Regions from separate parts of the Mus musculus genome. Here region 1 is linked to region 2. Evidence: chromatin loops called from intact Hi-C (ENCODE). Cell type or tissue: left cerebral cortex. All regions are shown on one strand. Each heading gives the region's core, and the rest is flanking DNA. Links, peaks and the distances in the headings are about the cores only.

Region 1 (8,336 bases), core at 287-8,286, 230 kb after region 2:
GGTTCCTGCTAGGCCTTTATGTATGTACTTCTCTGTTTTGTGTCATTATAGATTGTATAACCTCCATGTACCTTGGCTGATGTGTCACCTAACTTCCTTGTTTTCTTCTGTAACATAAGTCTGATGCTGGCTTTGAGAAATTACATTCAGATTCAATACTCCCTTGTGTTTGTGTCTGTTTGTCACTTGCTGATGCCTTGCCCACCTGAGTACCAGGACCCTGATTTCTCCCCTGGTTTGAGAGTCCAACTGAATCCAGCCCATAGCAGGTTGTGTCACTTAGGATATCCTCCAGATTCATCCATTTTTCTAAGAATTTCATGAATTCATTGTTTTTAATAGCTGAGTAGTATTCCATTGTGTAAATGCTCCACATTTTCTGTACCTATAAATCTGTTGAGGAACATCTGGCTTCCTTCCAGCTTCTGGCTGGAAATAAATAAGCTGCTATGAACATAGTGGCACATGTGTTCTTATGACATGTTCGAACATCTTCTGGGTATATGCCCTGGAGTGATATTGCTGGATCATCTGGTAGTCCTATGTTCAATTTTCTGAGGAACCACCAAAGTGATTTCCAGAGTGGTTGTACCTGCTTGCAATCCCACCAGCAATGGAGAAGTATTCCTCTTTCTCCACATACTCACCAGAATCTGCTGTCACCTGAGTTTTTGATCTTAGCCATTCTGACTGGTATGAGGTGGAATCTCAAGGTTGTTTTGATTTGAATTGCCCTGATGATTAAGGATGTTGAACATTTTCTTTTTTTTAGGTGCTTCTCAGCTATTTGGTATTCCTCAGTTGAGAATTCTTTGTGGATCAAGGAACTCCACATAAAACCAGAGATACTGAAAATTATAGAGGAGAAAGTGGGGGAAGAGCCTCAAAGATATGGGCTCAGGCTTGTGCTATAAGACCTAGAGTGGACAAACGGTCATCTCCCTCCTTGTTACTGGGTTGTTTAACTCTTGCTATTGACACAGTCTTCTGAATGATGGTCTCCTCTGCCTCTGTAGAACCCCTGGATTGCAGATGTGTGGTTTGAGCCATAGCCTCTGCCCTTTTATAGGGGTTCCTGGAACTGAACTCAGTTTGTCAGACTTGCTCAGCCAAGGCTTTTACTCAGTGAGAGTCTTCTTCCCCCCTCCCCCACTTGTCCATTTTAAACTGAATTGTCTTATTGAGTTGTAAGGATTTCCTGTATTCTACACACAAGCTTCTGATCCGATGTATATAGTATGGTTTTTCCTGTTCCCTGGCTGGCCTTTTAAAAATCGATATCTACTTTTTTCTTTCTGCATGTGCCACAGGATGCAGTTAGAGTTCAGAGGACACTTTGCAGGATTCACCTCTCTCCTCCATGACGTGAATGTCAGTTTGTCAGGTTTGGCAGCAAGTGATTTTTCTTGAGTGCCACCTTATTCACCCACATTTTTCTCTTAGCATCTTTCAGACAGCAAAATTTTCACAAAGTACAACATATCTATTTGCTAAGCTTGCAACTGAATAAGGCCAGCAGAAACACAGCGAGACCCTAACACCAAACCACGGGGAAAGATAGAACTATTTCACAGGGTCATTGTCTGACTTCCACATGCAAGGATTCACGTCTGCATTATGATTTCTAATTTTCTCTCTCTCTTTTTTTAAAGATTTATTAACTTTCTTAAAAATATTTTTTATTATTATGTATTTTCCTCAATTACATTTAGAATGCTATCCCAAAAGTCCCCATACCCTCACACCCCCCCACCCACTTATCTCTACCCACCCATTCCCATTTTGTGGCCCTGGCATTCCCCTGTACTGGGGCATATAAAGTTTGCGTGTCCATTGGGCCTCTCTTTCTAGTGATGATTTACTTTTAATTTACTTGAGTACACAGTTGCTGTCTTCAGACACACCAGAAGAGGGCATCAGATCTCATTATAGATGGTTGTGAGCCACCAAGTGGTTGCTGGGATTTGAACTCAGGACCTATGGAAGAGCAGTTAGTGCTCTTAACCTCTGAGCCATCTCTCTAGCCCCATGATTTCTAATTCTTATATAAAAAATCTTTGCCTGTGAAAGTGTCACAACTTTTTCTCATGTTCCTCATGCTCTTCGATTTTTGAGTTTCCTGTGACATGAACAGGTGGATCGGTGAGGATTAAGTGACTCCAGAAATTTATCTGGAGCTAGACAGCTGGTGGCTCATTTAGTGAAGTGCTGGGGACATGAGCTTGAAGTCCTGACTTCCATCCCCAGGACACAGGTGAACTTACTGCCTGCAGTCCCATGCATCCAGGCCCTGGCTGGAGTGCAGCCAGGAGGATTCTAGAAGCCTGCTGGCCAACTAGGTGAGCTGAAATTGTGAGCTCTCCAAGTTAGGGAGCAACTCTCTCAAAATGTAAAGTAGAGAGCAGCTGGAGAGATGGCTTTGTGGTGAGGCTGCTGCTGCAGAGAAGACCCAAACTCAGTTCCCAGGAAACAGGGTTCGTTCACCAGCATTTGTAACTCCACTTCCAGGAAATCAATACCTTCTTCTAACCTGTGCGGAAACCTACACACAATTGATACACATACATACATGCAGACAAAACACTCATTTCCATAAAAAAAGAAGTCTTAGAAAAAAGTCAAAGAGCTGTAGAAAATGACAGCCAAATTAAACCTCTGTCCACTACATGCAGACACAGAACACACACATAGATACATACACTCATGAATACACCAGGATACACACACATCACAGAGAGTACACACACAGGCACACACATGCATATTTAGTAAAATTTTAGAAAGATTTCAATGTGTGTGTACACATGTGTGTAACCCTCTGGAGCTGGAGTTAAGACAGCTGAGAGGTGGTAGCCTAGAGCTAGGAGCAGAACGTAGATCTTGTAGGAAACTGGAGGGACAGTCCACATGCTGAACCAAAGAGCTATCCCAATATCAACCAAAATGCTGAGGAGGAAAGAGATTTGTGGCTGCTAAAACATACAGTGGTGTTCTCGGCTAGCTTGGTCACTCATAACTGCAATTCCACTGCTTAGAAGCTAAGGAAGAAGCTAAGGACCAGGTAACATGGGATGTATAGCTTGATCCTATCTATAAAAAAAATCATAAAGCCAGATGCATTAGTGTATGACTTTAGTCCTAGCACTCAGGGGCAGAGACAGGTGGACTCTGTGAGTTCCAGCCCAGCTAGGCTACAGTGAGACCCTATCTCAACAAGTCAAGAGTGAAGGTCTGCCATATAGTTGTAGAGGTAGGCACAGTCCTTGAAGTCTAAGAAGGAGACCTGGAAAGCCATCAGGAATGGCCTCTGTCCCTTGCTTTGGCTTCTCTGACCTCATGGCTTCAGCCATTGCCAGAGCCTGCTCTGCATTCCTAGGCAGAGAACAATGCTGCACGAGCCACTGTCTGCCTGGGTCCAGAGTCAATAGAGATCAGTTACCCAGTACAACTGTGTCTGCAGACCGAGGTTTCTCACAGGAGCCCAAGACTCGTGTCTGTTCATCTCCTGCACAGTGGCCAGTGCTCTGAGCCATTGTCCACTCTGCACTCCTCTGCAGCCCTTTTCGGAAGCATCTCTGACTTGTGTCGGTCAGGGCTACTTCACACTGACTCTGCGATTTTTCCATCCTGCAGCTGTATTCATCAGGACTGGTGGAGAGTGAGGCTCCTGATCTACCTAATACAATTAGAAACTTTGATGTCAAATCTGTAAAGAAAGAGATCGGGAGAGGAAGAAGATTGGTAAGTTGACATGTTTTATTGCTCATATATTATGAGTCTTGGGGGCTACAGTCAAAGGATAGTCTCTCGTGGGCCTGGAGAGAGGATTCAGAAGTGAAGATTGCTCACTGTCCCTCTAGAAGACTTGAGTTTGGTCCCTAGTCACCAAATGGCAACTCACAACTCCCTGTTAACTTTAGCTCCAGGGCATCTGACACCCTGCTGGCTTTCACAGACACATGCACTAACATGCTTGGTCTGTCAGACACACATACACAGAAATAAAAATAAAAACCTGAATCTTTCATCTCAAAATAGAGTCTATGGTGTGGCAGGGTTTGAGAAACATGTGGAGAGCTGGAAGGTGGACTGTGAGACGCTCCCTCAGCTGACGCTGCCTGCTTACAGCCAATTGTCACACACAGCAGCAGAGCAAGCTTGAGATGCTTCTGTCTGGGTGAAAACTCTGGTCAGACAGGGTGGACAAGTCCTTACTGTCATTGCAGCAGAGCAAACACCCATTTCCGCAGCTCAACAGCACCATCTAGGCTTTGCTTCTGCTCTCCTGCCTCAGAGCAGCTAGCTGGTCCTCTTGGTGCCTCAAAGCTGCAGGCCACAGTCAGAGCAAAAGGCTTTATCCTTCATCTGCAGTAAGATGCCTTCTGAATGCCAAGGGTGGCTGCATGTCTTTCTGCACCAGTTCTGGGTGATTATCACTGTTAGCATCTGCCTTGGGGCTGAGGGCATAAGGGGACTCTGCAGGAAAGAAGGACGGGTAAGGCTGTATCTCTGAGGTTGACTGTGTCTCCTGGCTACATTTATAAACGGCCATTTGCAGATGAGTAATGGGATGGCAAGTCTGAGTGTATCAGGTCTGACCAGAACCACAAAAGGTATCAATGACTGGTGGCACTCTGCTATGTTAGGTTGCAAAATATCAGTATGTGTTCCAGCAGGCTTACGTCTTTCTAATTAGAAAGCAGCAGGTCATCAACTGAAACATAATTTTTATTACTCTGTGCTAATTGGTTTTAAGGCAGTTCAAGAACAGAGTTAAGGAAAGCTACCCTTGGATTTTAGAGTGGTGGTTCTCTCTCCACCTGTGGGAACTTTTCAACAGAAAATACATATTTCAAGTGGTCTTAGGAACCACCAACCATAAATTTCTTATCTTTGGACCTGTATAACTGTAATTGAGAATCTGAGCTGATTCCTAGTTCCTAAGCTGTACCTCTGAGGATGGCTGTGTCTCCTGGCTCCATTTATAAAAAGGCCATTTGCAGATGAGTAAACAGGATGACAAGTCTGAGGTCCCGTGACTGGCCACACTCACAGTAAGGTGTCAATCACTGGAGACACACTGGTATGTTCTTTTTTCAAAGTACTTGTACCAGCATGCTGCATGTAAATTCTCCTAATTAGAAAGTAGCTAGACAATGTCAACTCAAACCTTTCTATCGTTCTGTGACAATTTTATTTGAGGCTGTTCACAGATAGTTAAGGAAGGGCACCATTGGACTCTAGAATAGTGGTTCTCATAGTGTGGAGCATGATGAAAAGAAAACACACATTTCAGATTGTGTTAAGAACCACCATCCTTATATTTATTTTCTTTGGTCATTTATAACTGTAATTTTGCCCCTGAGCTGATCCTAAGCTTTTAAGTCCATCAGAAATACATATTCCAATGGTTGTGACCCACAACTGAAGAGACACTGTTACAGAGTTTGCCTATGTGGAAACAGCCTGGTCCAGAATGAGGACAGTTGAATACATAGAATATTGAGAAAGCAGCTATTATCCTTAAGAGTTTCCATAGACTTTCCTATTGGGAAACAGATGCATTGGAAGTGTGGGGTAACAGAAAGGGATGCAAAAGGCACATGAGGTGAGAGCTACTCACTCAGTTTTCTTATAGATCCCAGGGCCACCAGTCCAGGGATGGCTCCACTCTCAAGAGGCTGGGCCCTCCCATATTCTTAAGTAATTTTGTAAATGCCCAACAGGGATGTCTATAGCCTGATCTTCTAGCATAATTTTCTGCTTTGAAGATCTCTCCTCTTGGATGAGTAAACCTCATTGCAGAGCTGTCAGCAACTGTAGCATGAGGGTTCAGCCCATCGTTTTCACTGTTCATGCTGCTACATTGCTCTTCTACAATTAAATAACTGCTCATGTATGTGCTGTAGAACGCTATCTATATCTTAATCTTGGTTTTTAGCTCCTTTTGACTTTTCCTTATGTTTCCTTATGTATTATCATGGGATCCCAGGAGCGCTGTCTCTTGCTCTATAGAGTGGCCTCATTGTACTTGGACCTCATTTAGCCAAAGGATGGGGTCAATCAGACTTGGGCATGGCTGGTTTGCCCCTCATTATAGCAAAAGACTCTAGTACTTCTTGATGGGCTTCCTGTAGCCACACAATGCCTAACCAGCTCTGTACCACCTTCAGATAGAACTCGATAGAGACATAAAACCAAGGGAGTAAGAAAAATATTGTATTCAGTTATAGTTTTATTGTTTAGTGTCTACAAATCTGAAACTGGTGCACTTTATTGTACAGAATCCTCAACTGCTACGCTGTGGCACAAGCACCACCATTCAAGGGAGGAACGTATAGGAGGACGTCATAGCAAGTGCCAGCTGAGGTCACACACCCCTTAGTGGCACAAAAAGGAGCTGCTCTGGCCTGAGGTTCAAGGACCCCCAAATCCAGTGTGTGTCTAGTGATAAAGAAGCCTGACAGCTATGCTATTTAAAAACAAAAGTCTCTATTAAAAGGGGAAGACTAGTTTTTGAAATCCTCTAATGTTTTTGCATATATGTAGATCATAACACATATGTCTATGCCAGGCCTTTGATTCTAATTGTCATCAGTTTTGCTGAAACTTCCTCATGGGTTACCAAATCTAACGCTTATTTAGTGTGGGTATGGAGGATATGCCAGAGACAGCCAGGACAAAAACACATGGCTGCTGGCTTAAACCATATTTAATGGCATCCTTACTTTTCAGCAAAGAAACAGTACTAACTCACTGTGAACTATTCTTCTCTAGAAATGCTCATTTTGTAAAAACAAAGGAGCCACCATGGGATGTGATTTACAGTCCTGCACCAAGAATTACCACTTATCCTGTGCCATGGAAGACCACGCAATTCTACAAGTTGATGAAGATCATGGCACTTACAAGTAATCAAATAGCTTTAAAACTCCATGGTGGAGCGTTGGGGGTGCTTAGGGGGTGGCTAGCCTGTGACATACTTCTCAATTCATGCAAATGAGTTTCATGTGAGAAAGGGTTATGGGATACGAGCAGGAACTTCTCGGCTTCACACTTCTCCACATGACAGGAAAAGAACTACTCAAGGGTTTGACTTTCTAAATCTTCTCTGTCCTCTCTTGTTCCTGGGAGAGCCCCATTCCTAATGGAAGCTTGCATGTCCTACAAGAGACAGGGGCCAATCCAGTTCTGTTCTTGTCTGCATTGGGAAGACACCTTCCTTCAATCGCACATCCATAGGTCATTGTTCTGAGCTCTCTGCTTCCAGTTTTGGACCTCGACATCGAACTAAGGTTGTTGGTGTTGACAGCAAGCACCTCAACCTGCAGAGTCATCTTGCTGGCCCCCAGCTTGTCGCTGTTAGTAAAAATTCATTCAGTTTTGAACGGTGATTTTTATATTTGAATTAATGAAAAATCAACAGTGGCTTGTATTCTCAGAGTTTCACTTTTATTGTTTATGCTCACAAAGAGCTCAATTTATTATATCAGTCATTTTTAAACACATGAAATCTCTGCTGTAACAAGTTTTTATTCTTTGAGACAGTATCTCACCAAGTAAACCAGGCTGGCCTTGAAATTATAGAGATAGGTTTTAAGATTATGCTCATTAACCATAATGAAAATACTTAATCTATTTAAAAAAATTGTTTCAACAAGGAACAAGTAGGCTTCTCTGCTGGTACAAGTTTAATGTAAACACTGAGGTTCATAGAATAACTGAGATACATCACAAGGTGCTAAGGGATACTCAGAGAGAGTGAAGCCGACAAGGTAATCAGGTTGGGGGAAGGACGGGGGCAGAGAGGCCACAAGGAACACTGGCTCATGGGAGGGACTGAAGCAGGAAGGGTCTTCATCCTGATTTGATTTTCTTGTTTTGTTTTGTTTTTTTGAGACAGGGTTTTTCTGTATAGCACTGGCTGTCCTGGAACTCACTCTGTAGACCAGGCTGGCCTTGAACTCAGAAATCTGCCTGCCTTTGCCTCCCAAGTGCTGGGATTAAAGGCCTGTGCCACCACGCCCGGCTTCATCCTGATTTGAAAATTACTGACACTGGGCATGGGGAGGACACGGGTGAGGGAGTCTATCCTAATAGTCTCTCTACTTCTTTATGCATTACAAAAACTCATAGGCAAGCATGGTAGTATAAGTATAAAATCAATGTACAGGAGAGGTGAAGGCACAAATCCAAGTCCCTCTGGGAATGCAATTTGAGACTGAATGTAAGGTGGGCAGAGGTCCCAGGTCCAGAGGACATGACTGAGCTGGGTGCTGCTGGGAAGAGCGCTGGGTAACTGGAGGACCCTAGGTCTCATAAGAGCTAAGACAAAG
Region 2 (8,336 bases), core at 6-8,005:
AGTCTAATTGAAAAAGAGAGAGAGAGAAAAAAAAAAAACCCAGAAATCTTGATGAACTAAATGGAGTTGGGAAAGTGTGATTTGCTTATTGCAGACTGAACTGAAAGCAGTCTTGATTTTCGAAGGAGGCCAGTATGAGTTCCCTCCAACACGTCTGTGCAGAGCTCTGTCATGCAAACTGCCCTCTGAATGGAGCCCTTTGTTGGGGTCCTCCAGCCTCAATGCTGATTTCTCTTTGCTTTTATAACACAAGGAAACCAACCTGGACCGTAGTGTTTTAGTGCTTGCCACTGCTGGTATTTGAGGCTGTGTCATGGGGACTGCCTGAAGTTCTGGGGCTGATCCCACGCCCATCCCAGGATACAGCTGCAGCAAATGCAAGACCGACTGTGAATATCAGCACGTGTTACCATGTGGAATCTTAATTATATATAATTTAGTGCTTTCAGAGCTGACTTTGAAAGCCACTGACATAAAAAAAACTTTTAAGTATTTAACTCAAAAAAAAAAAAAGTTAGATCCAAAGATCATCTCATGCTGTGTAACCACGGCTCTAGAGCTCTTCTAGAATTCCTTAACATTTGAGGATAATGATTTCCATCATATGATGTTGAGAGGGGTTTTTGTGAATCAGGTTTGGTGTGGAGTAGCAAGAACACTAAAAGAAGCAGTGATCAGCTGAGCTGCCCAGAGAGGTGTCGACTGGTTCAGATGCTTGGAAGAGACTTAGAGCTACCTACAAGGCATTTTCTCCACCCTGTCGAGCTACCCGAGGTTGTACAGTGTACTCCAGGCTTCCAGCTTTCATTAGCCATCACCCATGCTGGGGTGGGCATTGGTGAGTGAGGCAGATGTCTTTGAGTCACTTCTGCTCCTATAAGCAATGCTTCCCCCATATTCCTGTAAGCAACCTAATAAATGTGTTGATTCACCAAGTTGGCGGTGTCTGTCTTTTGTTGTCAGTTCTGGAGTGAGGAAATGTTATGCATATCTCCCTAGGAATAGTGTCTCACAACCACCTCCCTTGAGACAGGGTCTCTAATTGGCTGAAGCTCATAAATTAGGCTAGGCTGGCTAGCCTTAGGGATCCCTCTGTGTCTGCCATGCCAGTGCTGAGACTATCGGCATGCACCCTTATGCCTGGTATCTTTACATGGGTTCTGATCTTTACCAACTGAGCCAAGGATTTTCTAAAGTCAGGCATGTTTTATTAGTTAGCAGAGTAAAGTTTTGATGGCACTGGCACATTGCATTCAAGTGGACCACTGACATCAGCTAGTTGTGGGTTAGTTATCTGCAGGGGACTAGAGGTGTTTTGGGTGTAATCATTTCCACTACTGGGGCTCATCCTGGGCATTTCCTGGAGTGTAGCCACACCCACCTAGATGTCCTTGCATCAACCGGAAACTTCAAGAACAGCAGCACCCTTATACTGAGTGGTGTGCTTGGTGGATGGCCCTTGTTCAAAAGGCAGTGAATGGATCCCTATTGTGGAAAATATTATGTGGGGGTTTCTACCCCACTTTAGATGATTTATTTCCCAAATAGAAGATGTGAAACCTTTATATTTATATAATAAGCCTTAAAGCACTAGAGCTGGGCAGATATCAGCCCTCGATGCTATTTTGTCTACTTTCCTGTCGATAACCCCAAGACATTAATTGTCATGTTCTTGGGCTTCTCTTTCTCTAATAGGCCAGCCCTCAAGGCCATGTGCTCACAATCTACCTACCCCATGGCACCTTCTTCCTTCTTTCCCTTAGTGGTATCTCCTCAGACCCAGAGTCCAGGAACTGAAATCCTGCTTACCTTTCATCTGCCCAGGTAGGCTGGTGGCATCTTATTTTAGTTTTAAGTTAAGGAGCAAGGTTTGCACAACAAAAGCTGCATATGTGAGAATTCACTGTCTTGGAGTGACCAGACTTTGGGATATAGAATTTGGTACTGCAATACATAGCAACAGACCAAACCTCAACAGATCCCCCCAACCCATCTGTGCAGCCATCTTTCTGGGTCTTCTCTAGGTGTGGCCGGTCACTCAGACTGGGCTCTGAGGCCATGATAAGGAAGAATTCACACCTCTCTTAAAACAGATGTCTTTACCAAACTGTTATTTTTGTGAAATAGCCTCACCCCAGCCATTCCCTCCTCTGTGTCATTGGTCCTTCAGCAGGGACACAGACCTCTTTGTCTCATTCTCCACCACATGATTACCCATCAGCATTTGAAGTTAGCCATTGTGTGCTAGCATCCCACGACAGCCTCCCACTCATTTTGGAGGCTCCCTGTGATGCTGAGGTCTGCAGTGACTGTAAAGGATTTGCCACACCAGGGCTTTAATTTCACCAAAGTCAGGGTAAGTTCCAACTTAGACAAGGAGATGGAGCCTCAGAATAACTGGTTTAATCATTGTTTGATAATAATTGACAGGATAACACCTAAACCTACTGCTCTAAATTCCTGATCTTCCCGGAAGTCATGACTTTTGTCCAACCTCTCTCTGGTGTCACCTTTCTTCTCATGTAGAACTGTTTCCTATGTGAGAAACATTGATGGCCCCAAATTTTAGCTTTCCTGTTTTCACACTTGCTTTAGTCACTGTTACATTACTGTGAAGAGACACCATTACCAGGGCAGCTCTTATAAAGGAAAACACTTCGTTGGGGCTGGCTTACAGTTTCAGATGGCAACAGGCCATGGTGCTAGAGAAGTAGCCGATAGTTACATCCGGATCCACAGGCAGAGAGAGAGAGAGAGGAGAGAGAGAGAGAGAGAGAGAGAGAGAGAGAGAGAGAGAGAGAGAGAGAGAGAGAGAGAGAGGAGACAGACAAAGAGACAAAGGCATAGAGACAGAGACAGAGGCAGGACCTAACATGGACTTTTGAAACCTCAAAGCAGACCTCCAGTTTCTCCAACAAGGGCACACCTCCTAGCCCTTCTCAGATAGGGCCACTCCCTGATGACCAAGCATTCAAATATATGCATTTCACCTACTGGCCTAGAAAGTTGTCCTGGGTATGAAGTTGCTGTGCTTTGGGGAACTTGTTTTGTGACACTTCCTCAACTTTCAACAAAGTGAAGGTCACCGTATCGCAATCCTTTCCTTCCTTGGACACATGGGCTGGCTTCCTCAGCACCTGCACCTTCACTCACAAAGCAATAGCTTGGGAAACGTTTCCTACTCCTAATGGCCAAGCCCTCCTGGGTCTCCACAGCCTTTACCCCTGGACATCTAATCCTCTCACTCACGTCTGGAGACTGCTGCCGCCAAGTTCTTGTTCCCACAGCTGTGGTCCAGTGCTGACTCTACCCCACCCCCACTCCCCAGCTCCCTCTCACACCCACTCAGTCTCTTGCTTTATGTCTCTCTTGGGAGCCCAAGTCTTCTCTGACACCCAGAGGGCCAGTTCCCAGCTCCCACAGAGTAAATGGCCACTGGGCAGTTCCTTCAGAAGGGTCTGGCCACTGGCTAGAAAGAGACAGTGTACGGGAGTGACCCCGGTCTAGATGCGAAGATACCTGCAAGAGTCCAAGTGTAAGGTGACGTCGCCTGACAAGCATCAGGCCACCCAGAAGCCCTTGTTAGAGTAGCCCCAAAGAATTAGAAACTTGCAAGTTTAGGGTTTTCAACTCTATTTCTATCTTTAGTTTTTATAGTGCTGTGGAGGAACTCAGGGCCTCTGGCAGGCCAGCAAGTACTAAGCTACAACCCCTGCTTAGGAATTTTGTTTGAGGACTTAAAATGGGACTGTGGTTCTGACCCGTGGATATATTTAACCCAATCTTGCAGCGTGATAAGCACCTTGTCAATTTTGCTCCTAATGAGTAGGCCCGGTAGACTCCTGACAGGCAGTCACTTGATCAGTGATTTAGTTTCAGCCTAGCCACACAGATCTGTTAACTAAGAGTCCCCCAGTACTCCAATAAAGATAGCATTGTTTATTTCAGCCAGCAGGGGGCAGCATGTCCCAGAAGTTGAAGGAGGGGCCTTTTGGAAGAGAAACTGATTTGTGCAGGGTTACACCAGGATTCTGAATTGAGGAAAAGAAAGGCAAGGCACAGTTCTGTCCAAACCCCAGACCCGTGAGAGCCTGTAACCCACTGACAGGCAGCTGCATCGTGAGCTCCGAGGTCTCGAGTCCTCAGGAGCCGTGGGGATGAAGTCACCAGGATCGACCGATTCTAAAGTCAGCCGATCAAGACACGTGAGGGTGGAGCATGAGGTGTGCTGTTACTGAGATGTAGGATGGAGGAAGGTGAGGCCTGTAGGAGGTAAAAGAAGACAGCGCTGTGACAGGAGGCTGCCTCTGGGTTGGGATGTGGCTCAGTTAATAAGAGTACTTCCCTAACATGCATGAGGCTTTAGGTTCAATCCTCAGCACTGCCGACAGGTGTCAAGAAGCGAGGGTCAGAAGTTTATAGTTGCATTAAGCTACACAGAGCATCTGAGACCAGCTTGGGATACATAAGACTGTCAAAAAAGAAAGGCTGTAGCTGGGTAGATTTGTGTGTGTCTGATGCACATAGGACCCGAACCACTGCAGAAGGTGACCTGCTGCATCTGGCAATCTCAGAGCCCCGAAGGCCTGGAAAGAGGACCTCAGGAGGTGGGAGGGCAGCAAGGGTGAGCTGTGGGGCTCCTCCAGCCGAAAAGAGAGAACACTCCATGCTGACTCACTTAAACAAGTGTCCAGGGACAGAAGCAGGGCTTGGGCTGGGCGAGGTGCAGAAGGGAAGGGTTTTAACTTGGGCTGCACTGAACGAATTAAAACGCGAATGAGACACTGATGCCTAATGCAACCAAGGCAAACAGGGCTTTGAAACAGGACATCTGTCTGTGTGTCCTGGGGCCAGAGTGGCAGTGTGGGTATCAGAAGTCGGGAGGTTCTGAGGTTTGGACAGGAAGTGTCTCTTAAAAACTCAGGTGGCAGGCTTGCAGTGGCAGGTAGGACTTTCTCCTGGAAATGACTGGATCATGGGGTGCTGATATCTCATCAATGGGTTCATCCATGGATGGGGTCATGACAGGCTGGTGCAAACTGTAGGAGGAAGTGCCTGTGGAAGGAAGTAGGTCACTGAGGGAGGCGCGCCCGGGAAAGATTTATTGTGCGTCTTTACCCTACCCCGACCCCACACAATCTCTCTCTGCTTCCTGGTGACTGTGAGGGAAGCCATTTCCTTTCATCACATTTCTGCCTCACTGTGACATACCTAAACGCACAGGGCCAGACAGAGCAGGCCACAGTAACCGTTTCCTCCTTCCTGTTGTTTTCCTCAGTCATTTAGTGACAGCGAGGGAAAGTTACTAACACAGTCTGTCACCTGGAGGCATGGCCCATTGGTTTAAAATCAAGAGTTTGGGATTATGGTCAAGGATTAAAATGTGCCTGTTGCCCGAGAGTCAGGAGGAGAGACCTCTAAAACATGATGTGTCTAGAATGTGTCTCGCCCAGGAAGGCCTTCTAAAGAGGAGCCAAGAAGAGAATCAGACTCACTTAGAGGGTGGAGAAGCAAGGAAACAATGCAGGAACAGAGAACTTTCCCTAGTGCTGCTGGGACGGCATCAGAGAATAGCAAACCTCAGAAAGATGAGCAACCATTCACATTCCAGGTGTGCTCACAAGGAGAGGATCATGGGTGGGCACCAACACTTCTGTATACTCTGTTGACTTAGAGGTACACCAGACTCTGCTGGGGTTGTCTGGTACAGTGCATGGAATAATATGTAGCATGAAGATTCACGACGAATAGCATCAGATAACACAGAAAGCACCCAAGAGATAACAGGGGTCACAAGGCAGCGATGCAGCTCAGTGGTAGAGCTTGTGTAGTCTGTGCAACCCCGGTGTCAGTCCCTCTGCAGACAAAGCACAGTGAGTCTGTGGCAACAATTTGAACAGTTTTATTACGATTTCACACACTAGCTGGTTTGCCCATTTAAATGAATACTTCAACAATTTTAGTGTGTTAATTTGCGGATATGTGCAAGCACTGCCATAATTAGTTCAAAAATTCCCGTCACCTCAATGAGAACTCTCCGCCTTTAGCTGTCTCTCCACATAGCCGTCTCACATTCCTCCCTCAAGCCTGGAGCTTTCTGTCTCTAGACTTCTCTGTGTTGGACTTTGTATGTGAACAGCACCATCTAGTGTGTAGCCATGATGTGAATGGTTCTTCCAACTAGTTGAGATTCAACTACAGAAGGAGTGCATTGTTTGTTTTGTCCTAGTCAGGTTGGTTTTTATTTTATCTTATTTTCTTTCTTTGTTCCTTTTTTTTTCTTAGATAGCTGTTTGTTTTCGAATGGGGGGGGGGAAGATGTGGATTTTGGAGTATGGGAAGGTGGGGAGGAGCTGGGAGGAGCTAGAGAATGAAATCATAATTATAATATATGATAAAAATCTATTTCCAATTTAAAAAAAAAAGTCGAAAGCTTAGGTCATGGGCTCTGCCTTTGTGCGTGGCCGTGATGCTGTTGTTTGGCCTCTGTTACCCTGTGTTGGTGCAGTGAGGTCCGTATCAGATGCTGCTGGCTCAGTGATGGACACCCCAGCCTCTAGAACCAGGAGCTGATGCTTTTCTGCTCCTCTTGCATGGCTGGAGCTCATCTGTTCTGTTTCAGCAGCAGCAGATGGGCGAACAGTGGCCTTTTGTGCCTGGCTTCTTTCACTTAGCGCAGACTCACACCGTGTGGAATGGGTCGGTGCATCATTTATGTCTGCAGCTGGAAAGTTTGTGTGGCTACAGTAAATTTTGTCCACTTACCAATAGATTGCCCTCTTTGGAGACTTCATCAGGATGCCTCGATAAACATTTCCTCGTGTGAGTTCCTGTGTGGGATGTCTTCATTTCTCTCAAGTGTACATCTGGGAGTGAAAGTGCTGAGCCATGTGACCAGTGTGCTGGTTACTGTGGCTTCACACCCTCACCCACAGCCTGGGCTCCAACTTCTCTGCATCTTCACTAATGCTTGTTACCTAACCGTTTGGTTCTAGCCATTCTAGTTAGTATCAAGTAGTGTCTTCAGTATCTTTTCTCTCTCTCTCTCTCTCTCTCTCTCTCTCTCTCTCTCTCTCTCTCTCTCTCTGTGTGTGTGTGTGTGGGGGGGGGGGTTTGAGGTTACCCTGGGATTCACTATGTAGTCAATGCTGGCCTCAGACACAAATCATACATTTTACCCTCTTGTTTATTTGCCTATTGATCAATCAATTGCCCTTTGATGGGTTTGATTTGCATTCAGCTACCTGGGCTGTGGATCCTGGCGGAAGTAAGTTGAGTGGCAGTTGTGCTATCTCAAGGCTTCCTGCCTCTGGATACCATGTGTCTTCTCCACCATGACCATTGCACCCTTTAACTGTGACTTCTCCCTTTACTGGCAAAATCAACCCTCCCACCCCCACCACACACACACCAAAACCAAAAAACCAAACCAAACCAAACCAAACCAAAAAAATACCAACCCTTTTCTCTTTAAGTTGCTGGGACCATTACATCCCATCATTTGGAAAAGACAGGAGCCAGCTTGCCTCAACTCCACAGCACCCCTTGCTCCCTGCCCCAACATTCTTTCTGTATGTGACCATGTTTTCAGGGGTAAGCATGATCATAGGCGAGGCTGTCAGAGCGTCAGCAGGGGAGGAAGGAACTAGTCACTGGGAGGAGTTTTGTCCACTTCTTTTCAATCACGTGCCATCATGTAATGGTTATGGGAGGTCAATAACACACTTCTTACCATATGACGCATCTTGCCTAGGAGTGTAATCATATATTTAGGGATGTGGAAAGAGCCATTATGGGAGGCTTGAGTATCTGGAGTCAGCCGGAGTGGGAAACTGGATCTGAAGAGTTCCCAGGTATGTATATGTGTATGTGCACATCTGTATATGTATGTACACATGCGTGTCTTTATAAATTGTTTTCTTGTATTTTCATCCCTTGCAACTTGAAAGGGTCCTGTCCTACTCAGTTCCGCTTGATCACTATTGATTCGGTGCTCCTGAGCTGGCTGCAAACATTGCTTTAAGATGAGTCAGAGTTTAATCCTTCATAGGTTGGGGGCAGGCAACCTGTGTTTGGCCAAAGTAAACAGCGAAGTCATGAATGTTTAGGGGGTGAGCCTGCGGGATAGCGGAGCAGGAGACGTGCATGCTACTAAACTCAATAACTGGCAGGAAGAGGCTGAAGGGAGAGCCTGCAGTCCAGGCAGGTGTGTGTGTGTGTGGGGGAGGTGGCTGTGGAGATGTCTCTCCCAGCCCGGATAAGCTGAGGTCATGAGAGGGCAGATGAAAGCGGTTGCCTGTGGATTCAGTCTCAGCAAGGACAGATCCAGTTACCAG

What was found. Hi-C counts contacts between places; a loop is a spot of excess contacts. Peaks named below come from ENCODE experiments on the same cell type or tissue, not always from the same donor. Only the 100,000 strongest peaks of a DNase experiment are listed, where the experiment ranks them.
Region 1: it touches region 2 in a loop (2.6-fold over the local background); 22 of 42 quality-filtered maps call a loop at or near these places.

Annotation. Positions count from the first base shown.
Region 1 is chr14:59,326,595-59,334,930 of GRCm38, reverse strand. It overlaps Phf11b (PHD finger protein 11B), which reads left to right. Exons shown (of 9, transcript NM_001164327.1): 3 at 3,634-3,741; 4 at 6,778-6,911. Among named protein-coding and RNA genes, the nearest start is that of Phf11b, 11 kb to the left of the region's middle. In left cerebral cortex, for the core only: a CTCF peak has its summit at 4,262; a DNase peak (open chromatin) is centred at 4,248.
Region 2 is chr14:59,551,985-59,560,320 of GRCm38, reverse strand. It overlaps a transcript of Cdadc1 not described here. Among named protein-coding and RNA genes, the nearest start is that of Cdadc1, 42 kb to the left of the region's middle. In left cerebral cortex, for the core only: CTCF peaks have their summits at 3,955 (motif pointing right) and 6,166; DNase peaks (open chromatin) are centred at 2,608, 3,142, 3,962, 6,128 and 1 more place; H3K4me3 peaks cover 286 bases.